Linked DNA regions of Homo sapiens: region 1 is linked to region 2. Evidence: read pairs that join two places in POLR2A ChIA-PET (ENCODE). Cell type or tissue: IMR-90. All regions are shown on one strand. Links, peaks and the distances in the headings refer to the core of each region. The heading gives the core; the rest is flanking DNA. Region 1 has its middle 13 kb from the start of LINC02810. Region 2 overlaps ACTL8 (actin like 8).

Region 1 (5,374 bases), core at 172-5,171, 64 kb before region 2:
GGCCCCGAGACATGGACTCCAAAGGTGGGAGGGAAGCAGAGGCTGTCCTCATCCAGCATCTGAGCAGTCCCCTTCCTTGGAGCCTGACTGCCTGTGGTGGGGGGCACAGAAATGGCCCTCTCACTTTGTTCCGATGACTGACCTTACTGTAGTTTGGACACCCCATAGCAGAAAACTCTAATTCTTTTTTTTTTTTGAGACGGAGTCTCACTCTCGCCCAGGCTGGAGTGCAGTGGCGCCATCTTCGCTCACTGCAACCTCCTCCCGAGTTCAAGCAATTCTCCTACCTCAGCCTCCCAAGTAGCTGGGGTTACAGGTGCTGGCCACCACACCCGGCTAATTTTTGTGTTTTTAGTAGAGACAGGGTTTTTCCATGTTGGCCAGGCTGGTCTTGAACTCCTGACCTCAGGTGATCCACCCACCTCAGCCTCTCAAAGTGCTGGGATTACAGGTATGAGCCACTGTGCCTGGCCTCTAATTCTTCATTAAAGGTGACATAGTCATTTCTGGAGCTTAAGCTGCTTCTTGGGGCTAACACAGTCTATTTGGGGTGAACTGACAGTCTTTTAGGCCTATCTCCTTCCCTTTCCTTCCCTTCTGTCCCCCGCCTGGCATATGAACCCGGGGGACACTAATAGGATGCAGTGGTAATAACTAGGGTGCAGGTGTCTGCACAGTGGCAGAGGCATTGGAGATGTCCCTACTCTCTATTCTGGCTTCTTTTGGTCTCCATGCCCTTAGGTCCCCTGCCATGGTGGTCAGGCTGGCATCCTTGGTGTCAGGCTGGCATCATCAGTGCTGCCTGTCTCTGGTCTTGGGCACCTCACCTTCTGTACCCCCCAACCCTATCTCAGTCCCCCTTAACCTTTCCACACCCCCACCAGCCTCCACCCCCAGGACACTCACAGACCTGTGTACCCCAGACCCCTCCTCTGCCCTGCTATCCCCACCCTGGGGGGCATGTCGGGGATCAGACCCCTGCCCGTGGGCTCTCGTGCTCCCTTCAACCTTTCTGATTGACTCCTAGAGGCCAGGTGAGTCCAACCTCAGGCAGGTCCCTCCAGTCCATCCCGTTGCCGACTTGCTGCTTACAAAGGGATTTCCTAACGAGAAAGCTGCCCTTCGGCCTGTAGGAGCTGTGTGCTCAGGCGCTGAGCTCTGTTCTTGCTTTGTAAAAGGAAGCAGAGCCTGAGACAAGGATTTTGATTCAGGTCGTTTATTTGGGAGGGGAGACCAGGGAACCCCGATGGGGGCATAAAATGGGGAAGAGAAGGCAGCCAGTGCCGGGGGAGGTATTGAACATGTTACTAAGTGGGTACCTCGGGCTCAAGTCTGCTGAGGGGCTCTGGGAGACGGTGCAGAGCTTTCTCCTCCGACCCCCACCAGCTGGGTGCCTGGCTGAGCTGCCCCTGGAGGCGTGAGTCCCTGTCAGTTCTGTCTGCTTCCTTGTTAGCCAGAGAGGGGACTAAGGTGGAGAGAGCCGGCAGGCTTGCCTGTGCGCTATAGCAAGTGCCCATAGCAAGCTGTGGCTTTTATCATTGAAAATTTTTTCCATCCCAACAAAGCCAGACTTTCAAGAGGACAGTCTTGCTGTGGACACAAAGATGTGGAATTTGGAACTCAAAGCTGGTTGTTTGTTCTAGGTTATATCCCCCTGTCTCAGCTCACGCCGTTCTAACAAAACACCACTTGCCAGGCGTCTTAAACAACAAACAATTATTCTCACAGTTCGGCAGGCTGGAAGTGCAAGAGCAAGGAGCTGGGGGATTCAGTGTCTGGGAGGCTCCTCCCAGGTGGCAGGCAGCTGCTTTTTTGTAGTGTCCTCACGTGGCAGAGAGTGTAAGCTCTGGTCTCTCTTTCACCTTTTTTTTTTTTTTTTTTTTTGAGACGGAGTCTTGCTCTGTCACCCAGGCTGGAGTGCAGTGGTGCGAACCCGGCTCACTGCAACCTCTGCCTCTTGGGTTCAAGCAATTCTTCTGTCTCAGCCTCCTGAGTAGCTGGGATCACAGGTGCGCACCACCACACCTGCTTAATTTTTGTATTTTTAGTAGAGACAGGGTTTTACCATGTTGGTCAGGCTGGTCTCAAACTCCTGACCTGAGGTGAGCCGCCCACCTCGGCCTCCTAAAGTGCTGGTGCTGGGATTACAGGTGTAAGCCACCATGCCCGGCCTCTTTCTTCTTTTTATAAAGGTGTGAACCCCATCATGGGGGCTCTACCCTCATGACATAATCAACTCCCAATGGCCCCACCTCCAAATATCATCACATTGGGGTTTAGAACATCAACACATGAACTTTGAGGGGACACAAATGTTAAGGCCATAACACTCTTCCTACCCCCCACCGCACAACATGTAATAAATGGCACCGACTCAGTGAGGTGGAGGTGGGGAAACATCAACTCATCAAGATTTCTAAGTGATACGGTTAGGCTTTGTGTCCTCACCCAAATCTTATCTTGAGTTGTAATCCCAAGTGTTTAGGGAGAGACCTGGTGGGAAGTGATTGGATTATGGGGGCAGTTTGCCCCATGCTGTTCTCGTGATAGTGAGTTCTCATGAGATCTGATGGTTCTCGAGATCAGCTTTCCCTGCCCTTTTTTTTTTTTTTTTTTTGAGACGGAGTTTCTCTCTGTTGCCCAGGCTGGAGTGCAGTGGTGTGATCTCGGCTTACTGCAGGCTCTGCCTCCAGGGTTCATGCCATTCTCTTGCCTCAGCTTCCTGAGTAGCTGGGACCACAGGTGCCCACCACCACGCCCGGCTAATTTTTTTGTATTTTTAGTAGAGACGGGGTTTCACCGTGTTAGCCAGGATGGTCTCGATCTCCTGACCTTGTGACCTACACGCCTCAGCCTCCCAAAGTGCTGGGATTACAGGCATGAGCCACCGCGCCCGGCCCCCCTGCTCTCAGATGCTCCCTACTGCCTTGGAAGAAGGCGTCTGCTTCCCCTTCCACCATGATTGTAAGTTTCCTGAGGCCTCCCCAGCCATGGGGAATTGTAAGTCAATCAAACCTCCTTTATTTATAAATTACCCAGTCTCAGGAATTTCTTTATAGCACTGTGAGAAAGGACTCATACAATAAAGGATAAAAATAAACTTCAGGCTATGTCTCCACCAAATCACCCCCACTACACAACTAAGCACCTTTGCTGTACCTGACATTAGGCTAGAGGTACTGAGGATGTAAGAGTGTCCCTGTCCTCTCTGAACATGTAGTCCAATAGGCAGGATGCTGGCGCCAAGGAGAGTCAACCAAGGAAGGCTTCCTGGAGGCAGGGAGGTGTGGCACAGCAGATGTAGGTGTTGGAGCAGATTTGAGTTTGGATCTTGGCTCTGTTACATATTGACTGTGTGGCCTTAGACGAGTGCTACCTCCTGGGCTTCTGTGTCCTCAGCTGAACAAATGGGCTTTTGAGGGCTTCCTTAAGGGGTAGCTGTGAGCACCTAGGGGGCCTCAGGTGTGAGCGGTTTGTAGTGTGTCTCCAGGCCCTGCCGCTGCTTCTACAAGCATTATCTCTGGGAATCCTCAAAATTAACCAGAAAGGGAGACAGATGAAATGAAGCCTCGGTGGATGCAGTGGCCTGCAGGAGTGCTCACAGGCTTGGGGGTGAGGGAAGGAGGACTGAGGGAGGCCCTGGGGAGGGCTGGGGCTGGGGCTGGGCCATGAGCTGGGGCTGGGGCTAGAGCTGGGGCTGGGGGAGGGAGGACTGAAGAGGTCCTGGGGAGATCTGGTCCTGGGAGGGCTGAGGCTGGGGCTTGAGGCTGTGTTTCAGTCCAAGCTGGTGTGATCTGTTTCTAAACCTGGGCTCAGGAGGAGACCCCAGCCATCACTCCCTGGGGCCAGAGCCATGTCAGGCTCCTGGCCACAGGTCTGTTGCCCTTTCAGAGTGGAACTGGCCCTCCTGCCACCAATTTGTTCTGTGTGGCCCCCCAGCTGGCTCCAGCCCTGTGAAAGCCCAGGATACACACACAGCCCAGGAGCTTCCCTGTGGTTCCCTGGGGGTAATGGAGCCTCTGAAGCATGCCTTCTGAAGGGCCCAGTGCCTGCTTTTTTTTTTTTTTTTTTGAGACAGTGTCTTGCTGTGTTGCTCAAGCCCAAAAGATCCTCCTGCCTCAGCCTCCTGAGTAGCTGGGACCACAGGCACATGCCACCATGCCTGGCTAGTTTTTCCAATCTTTTGTTGAGACGGGATCTCGCCATGTTGGTCAGGCCAATCTTGAACTCCTGGGCTCAAGCAATCTGCCACCTCAGCCTCCCACCATGCTGGGATTACATGAGCCACCGCTTCCAGCCTCAATGCCTGCTTTCTTTAGACTCCAAAGCACGAGCCTGTGTGTTCATGCAGGAGGCCATGGGGTGGTGGGGTGGTCGCAGGAGGATGAGGTCTGAACTTTAGTCTTCACAGTCCTACCGCTCTGATGGGTGATACTGAGCCACTGACCCGGGATGTTCCCCACCTGCTGGGGGAGATGGCCTTGTTCTTAGGGAGCTCCCAGGCTGCTGGAGGACGCATAGCTCCTATCACCGGGTTTGATGGGGAAGCCAAAAGTCTGCTAGGGAGCCCTGACCCTGCTCTCCCATGGGGGAAGATCTAATTTCTGCCCAGGGGGAGACTCTAAGCTGCTGGGGGAGATATTTCCCTGTCCTCAGAGGATGCTCCAATCCGATCCCCGGGCTGAAGTGGAAGATAAACCCGTGCCCTTGGTGAGCTCCCAGTCTGAATGGGAGACAGGTCGCCCAACCGTGAAAGAGACCCAATAATAAGACACGCAGCAGACACTTTTTAACAATGCAGACCTAATTACGGCATTGCCAACCACTCTAAACTCCTCATTTACACGTTCCTGGGGAAATGGCAAGTAGCAAGAATGTGTAAATTGAGGAAAATTAATATAATTACCCGAGCTATTTCTTGTCAACTCTTAATCTCCACAGAAACCACAAAACCTTTCCTGGTGAGTGGCGGTCATTCTGGGCTCTCCGCCTGAGGCAGGGAACTGAGGCTCCCCCTCTGCATCGTGGGCCCTTCCAGGTGCCGGGCTTGTAGGTTCCAGAGGGTCCTGGATTTGGGAGACCTGGGTTTGAGTTCTGGCTCTGTCACCGGTTTGCTGGGTGATCCTCTGTGAATCCAATCCTGTCCAGATGTGCTGCACTCTCGCTGGGTTCCGGTACTGGGATGCGTGCATTCCACCTTCCATGACAGGAGTCTTCACAACCACGCCCAGGGGGAGGTGCTATTATTGTCCCCACCTTACAGAGGAAACGGAGGTCAGGGAGGTGAAGTCACTTGCCCGGGGTCACACAGAACAGAAGCGGACCCAGGGCTATGGACTCAATACCATAGCTTTAACCGTGCCCCGACTGCTGC
Region 2 (5,374 bases), core at 136-5,135:
GGGCGCCATTTCCCGGGTCCTAGGATGTGAGGCAGAGGTTCCCTCGAGACCTCTCTCAACTCCCAGGGAGTTAAATCTCACCCCAGGTTTTAGAGCAGCCAACTTCCTGTGGCCTGCCCTCCTGCAGAGTAATTACTGTAATTTTCCCAGTGTCACCCTCAGCCTTTGGATGATATTGTGACCAAAATGTGAGAAGCAATGACACCCTGTGACACTCCCAGCCCTTGTAATTGAGGCTTTGAAAGCACTGCTGATGTCTCCAAAGGCATCTGGGTGCTCCACGGCTGTGATGGAGGTGGGACCTCTGAACCCTGGCTTTTTGACTTTGGCTGCTTTGCAAATGTAGTGACTAATAGATGTGATGTGTTGATTCACTCCCCTGTCTTCCCAAAATTGTGTTCACATCCCTGATCCAATCTGGAGCCTTGTAGCAGCCTCGTGAGGCTGGGACTGGTACTTTGGCCCTGACTTAATCGGCAGAGAACTTGTGCATTCCTTGAAATTGTACAGCGTATGAGTGGCAGAGCCTGGCTCAAACCCGGGTCTTCTGCTCCCATGTCACACACACTCGGTCTGGGACCTCTTCTGTGCAAATATCCCATTCAAGAGGGCCTCCTGATTATTCTACCACTATCTAAAGTTGGTTGCAGAGTAGCAATAGCAAAAGCAAAAGTCACAACCTTGGGCGCTGACAGCCTGTCAGGCACCGTCCTAATTGACTTGCCATGTGTTAATGCATTTATTCCTCCCTGAAGCCCACTGTGGTGGGGGCTGTGATTATCCCCACTTTACAGATGAGGAAACTGATGCCCAGAGAGGGTATATTTAGCCCAGGACTGGGAGCCATAATGTGATGGAGCTGGGATTGGAACCCACGTAGTCTTCAGAGACCAAGCTTTGACCATACTGCCATATAAATCATCTAGAAAGCCATAATTCCTGGAACTTACTGCATTTTTTTCTCAGGGGTGTTCATTTGTTCATTCATTCCTAAGCTATGGTTGAATGAATGAATGAATGAATCTATTATGTACTGACCATTGTTCTAGGTGCTGAGGATTCAGTCCTGGGCAAAACAGACAAAGTTTTGCCCCCGTGCAGTTCCATTCTAGTTGGGGGAGACAAGATATGCAGATGATGAATGTGGTTTCAGGTTGGGAGAACTATGGAGAACAATGAATGGAACGGGAACAGAGAGTGATGAAGAAGGTGACTTTGGCCACAGTGGTCAGGGACGGGGGAAGCAGACACCTGAGGGGGAAGCGAGACGGGTGAGCATCATGAAGAAGGGGTTCCAGGCAGAGAGCAGCGTCTGCAAAGGCCCTGCGGTGGGACTGTGGAGGCCTGCTCTGGAAACAGTGAGGAGGGCATCAGGAGGTGAGGTCAGAACGGTAAGAGTGAGGAGATGCTGGGGTTGCATCGGATGATAGGATCCGACTTCGCTGCTGGAGACAGAGCCGGGGGATGAGGCGGAGGCAGGGGGGCCAGTGTGGGGGCCGTCCCTGTGGTACAGGGGTGAGACGATGCTGGCAACTTAGCCTCAGGGTGCTTCTAAAGAGTCTCTTCTTAGATATCGCTCTCTTCCCTTTCCTCCCGGACTGACGTCTGCACATCCTTCTCTCCCGGCTAAGACCTTCCCTGCTCTCCTGGGGGTTGAGTTTGGCCTTGTCTAAGCCCGTGGCTGGGTGCATGGCTCCCGGGCACTGCTCTTTTGTGGCTGCCTTGTCCAGTGGTTATTTGGTGCGCAGTAAGCCCTTTGCTTTTTGGGTATTGACTGTAGATCAGTGCTCACCATGTTTATCCTCCATAGGTGCTTTATTATTATTTTTGGCATCTGCAGAAATACCTGCTTTATGTGTTGCCTGCTCAGTTATGTCTCATTGTTGCCTTTATTTACTTATTTCACACGAGACAATGTCCCTGCTTGGCTTCTCGGCTCAGTCTGATGCCGTGACTGCTGACACGGGAGGAATGACACTGCGTTACTCAAGCAGGTGGCAGTGTGGCTTTTCTCGAAAGCATGAGGCCCCAGCCTCCCTGGGTGTGCAGAATGGGTGCTCGTGAATCCCTCTGGTGGGACTGGGTGTCTGTGGGTTCAGTCCTGGGGGGCAGGGGTGAGCATATATGTGATGTGGGGTTTTAGAGAATCAGTCAGGGCTCCGTGTGTGTAAGCAATAGAAATTGCCTCTGGCCAACTGCAGCAGAAAAGGAATCATCAGAAGGAAACTCTTGTATCTGAAGTTGGGCCAAAAGACTGGCTGGGAAAAGGTGGGAACCCAGCTAACTCTGGTTGGGAATAGGGTGGCGGGCAGGTGGGGGTGGGTGGGTGGTGTTTCTAGCAAGATCTGCTCAAGGCCCTCTGGGGACCCCACCAGGATGGGTGGCTCCAGCCAGCTTGAGAATTTTGCAAGACTGGAAATCCATGTACCCAGAGAGAGGGGACCTAACTGGTGGGGATTTGACCTTGTGGCGAGGCCTGGCCTGGCAGTGTGCAGGGCTCATGTTCAACAGTCCTGCCAAGACTGCAGTTTGGGGAGAGGATCACTCCTGGAAAGGAATTTTGGGGTGCTGGTGTCAGAAGAAGAGAGGCTGGGCACTTGGCTGCTACAAGTACCTCCTGTACCCTAGAAGAGCCACACATGTGAGCTGTGTTTTGGTCTTTTAAGATGCTAAGGATGGAGGATATCATCAAATGGAATGTTAAAGTACAGGACCGAGTTCCTCTGAGCCAGTGAACGGGCTGGGCTCAGAGTGCAGAGGGGTTCCCAGGTCTGGGGAAGTTTTGGACACAGTGATCCGGCTGGGCCTCTAGGGCTGGGTTGCCTGGAATAGGAGGGGCGTTTGGGGAATGGAGCTCTGAGTCAGGCTCACTGCAGGGGCGAAGGCCTGGAGGCTGGGTTTGGTGGAGGTGAGGGGCAGAGTTGCTGACTCACTGCTAGGGAGTGGGGAGTGAGGCTGGAGCTGCAGGCTGAAGATGTCTTTGGACACCAGGCTGAGGAGTGTAGTCTTGGGAGGGTAATTGTGTCAGGAAGCAGAGCGGGAGGAGTGGTCCACTGCTTCATGACATCCCTCCTATGTGCCTGACACTATACTAATAGTGCTTTGTTGTAGCCTGTTTAACCTACTGATGCTGCTATTTCCCTTTTATACAGATGAAGAGACGGGGGGTCAGAGAGGTTAAGTGACTTGGACAAAGTCACATAGTGAGTCAGTCGCAAAGAAGGTCCTGCTTCTTGCTACGTCGCCCAGGCCTGGCCAATATTCTCCACTGGTCTGTGTTGCAGAATCGCCAGCTGTGAAGTCAAGCAGCTGCTGATCTGTCCTGTTGAGCGCCTTGATTCTTTTCCTTCAGCCTTCCCTTCCCCAGTATCCCTAGAGCACATTGGGCATGGCTGTGGGCCGGCAGGGGTGGCAGAGTGTAGGGAGAGGGTCTGGGGAGACTTTCTCCTTGTCACTGCAGAGCTGTTTCTCTTCTCTCCATTTCCTCTGTAAAGAGCTGGTACAAAGCTAGCAAAATCAGAGTCAGCAGAAAAATCTAATTTTCACCTTAGACACGTTTGTAGCTGGTAGATAGTAACCCACCTTCTAGACTTTCCTTCCAGACAGGGCTGAGCTGAGTCCTGCCCTGGACATTGGGGACCTGCTCTGTCACGAATTCCCTGCCTCTTGTTAGGCAAGACAGTTCTTCTCTGTAAGCCTCAGTTTGTCCACCAGTAAAAAGGGGGTGGTGGTGATCGTGGCAGGGTGTTACAAGCCCACATGCCTGCAGGGGCCCTCCAGGAGAGACAGAGGCATGAAATAAACCAGGCGCAGGGCAGAAGAGGGCATGGGAATACAAGGGGCCTGGTGGGCACGTGCTCAGCTCATAGAGTCAACCCCAGCTCGGGGCCAACCAGCTGTTGCTGTGTAGGGCTTCTTGGGCCACATCTTTGGATTATTTTCAAGAAAATCCAGAAATCTGAACTATGCTCCAAAATAATTGAAATTTTAAATGTTAGCAACTTATTTGAAATTTTTGAAAGATAGTATAGGCCAATAATAGTAGCTCCATGGCCTGAAACTGGCCTGTGGAGTCACCAGCTTGCAGTGTCTGGATTATTTGGGTCTCCTCCAGCCAGATGAGCTATGGCTACATTTAATAGGCGTATAAATAAAAATAAAATATTTGCCTTCTAGATATGTTGATTTGTATTTATTGATGAGGTCTGTGGTTTATAATTGGCATCTGAGCTCAGAGTTAATAATGGGGTAGAAGCCTCTTTGAGAAACTTTAATCAGAGATGTAGAATTGGTGTGCTTATACCTCTCTCTCCAGATTACTTCCTCCTCCTGACATCTATCTTTAATCCTTCCTGCTGCAGACTTAGCCTAGCCTAGTTTCTGTGGCAACAGAGTATGCTACCTTTTCTCTCCTCGTAGATTCAGAGAGAAGGAAGCAGGGAGGGTGGCCTTGAGATTTTCATAACTCAGACAGCAGTTCCAGGGACCTCTACTTTCTACACCTGCAAAATCAGGGGCAGGACAGGTTTATTTGAAGCCAGTGGGCAGCCCAAGAGCAAGATTTATTGTCTCTCATAAATTTTTAGAGACCTCTGGCTAAGAGCTACCGACTTTATCACATTAGCTGCTACCTTAGTCCCCAGTCTGGAGGGTGTTCGTGGATTAGTTTCTTTAGTATCCAGAGAGCAGTGAGTTTATAGGCCCTTTTAAGGGTGGGCTTGGGAAAGACCTATAGGAACCAAAGGCTTAAAAGAGGATCTAGGGGTCATACTGGCCAATGTGCTGGTCATTTCTACCATGCACAGTGCAGAGTTTGGGAAAGACCTCAGAGAGACAGTAGTGGCAGAAGAGGATCTAGAGGTCATAGTGGCCAATGAGCTGGTCATTCTCGCCATGCACAGTGAAACCAAGATGGACTGTATAGTCAGGAAAGGGAAGTGGCTCCACTGAGATTGTGGTGCTGATAGCAGTTGTCAGTCCTGGGCTCTGACCGGGAAGAATAGGGGAAGTGGGTAGGATACAGACATTGGAGTCAAATGCCTGGGTTTGGATCCTGGCTTCACCGCTGTGAGGCTGGGGGCGCGGGTAATTTACTTAACATCTCTGAGCTTCTAAGAACTCATCTGTAATGGGAAGATGACAGCAGTTACCGCCTCATAGGTTATCGTGAGGATTGAGATGATACTTGTAAAGCGTATAGAACAGGGGCGGCAAACTTTTTCTGTAAAAGACCAGATTGTAAACATTTTGGGCTTTGTGGGCCATATGGTCTCTGTCGGACGCTGCAACTCAGCTGTTGTAACTTGAAAGCAGCCATAGATAGATAATATGTAAATGATGGGCGTGGCTGTGTTCCAATAAAACTTTATTTATA

The links. Peaks named below come from ENCODE experiments on the same cell type or tissue, not always from the same donor. Only the 100,000 strongest peaks of a DNase experiment are listed, where the experiment ranks them.
Region 1: POLR2A ChIA-PET joins it to region 2 with 12 read pairs; 2 of 35 experiments call an interaction of 5 or more read pairs at or near these places.

Annotation. Positions count from the first base shown.
Region 1 is chr1:17,701,872-17,707,245 of GRCh38, forward strand. No RefSeq gene overlaps it. Among named protein-coding and RNA genes, the nearest start is that of LINC02810, 13 kb to the right of the region's middle. In IMR-90, for the core only: no CTCF peak of the experiment used is centred there; no DNase peak of the experiment used is centred there; H3K27me3 peaks cover 1,044 bases.
Region 2 is chr1:17,765,866-17,771,239 of GRCh38, forward strand. The region is part of intron 1 of ACTL8 (actin like 8); the gene reads left to right. Among named protein-coding and RNA genes, the nearest start is that of ACTL8, 13 kb to the left of the region's middle. RefSeq lists an enhancer at 2,194-2,760. In IMR-90, for the core only: no CTCF peak of the experiment used is centred there; DNase peaks (open chromatin) are centred at 366, 2,916 and 3,226; H3K27ac peaks cover 2,968 bases.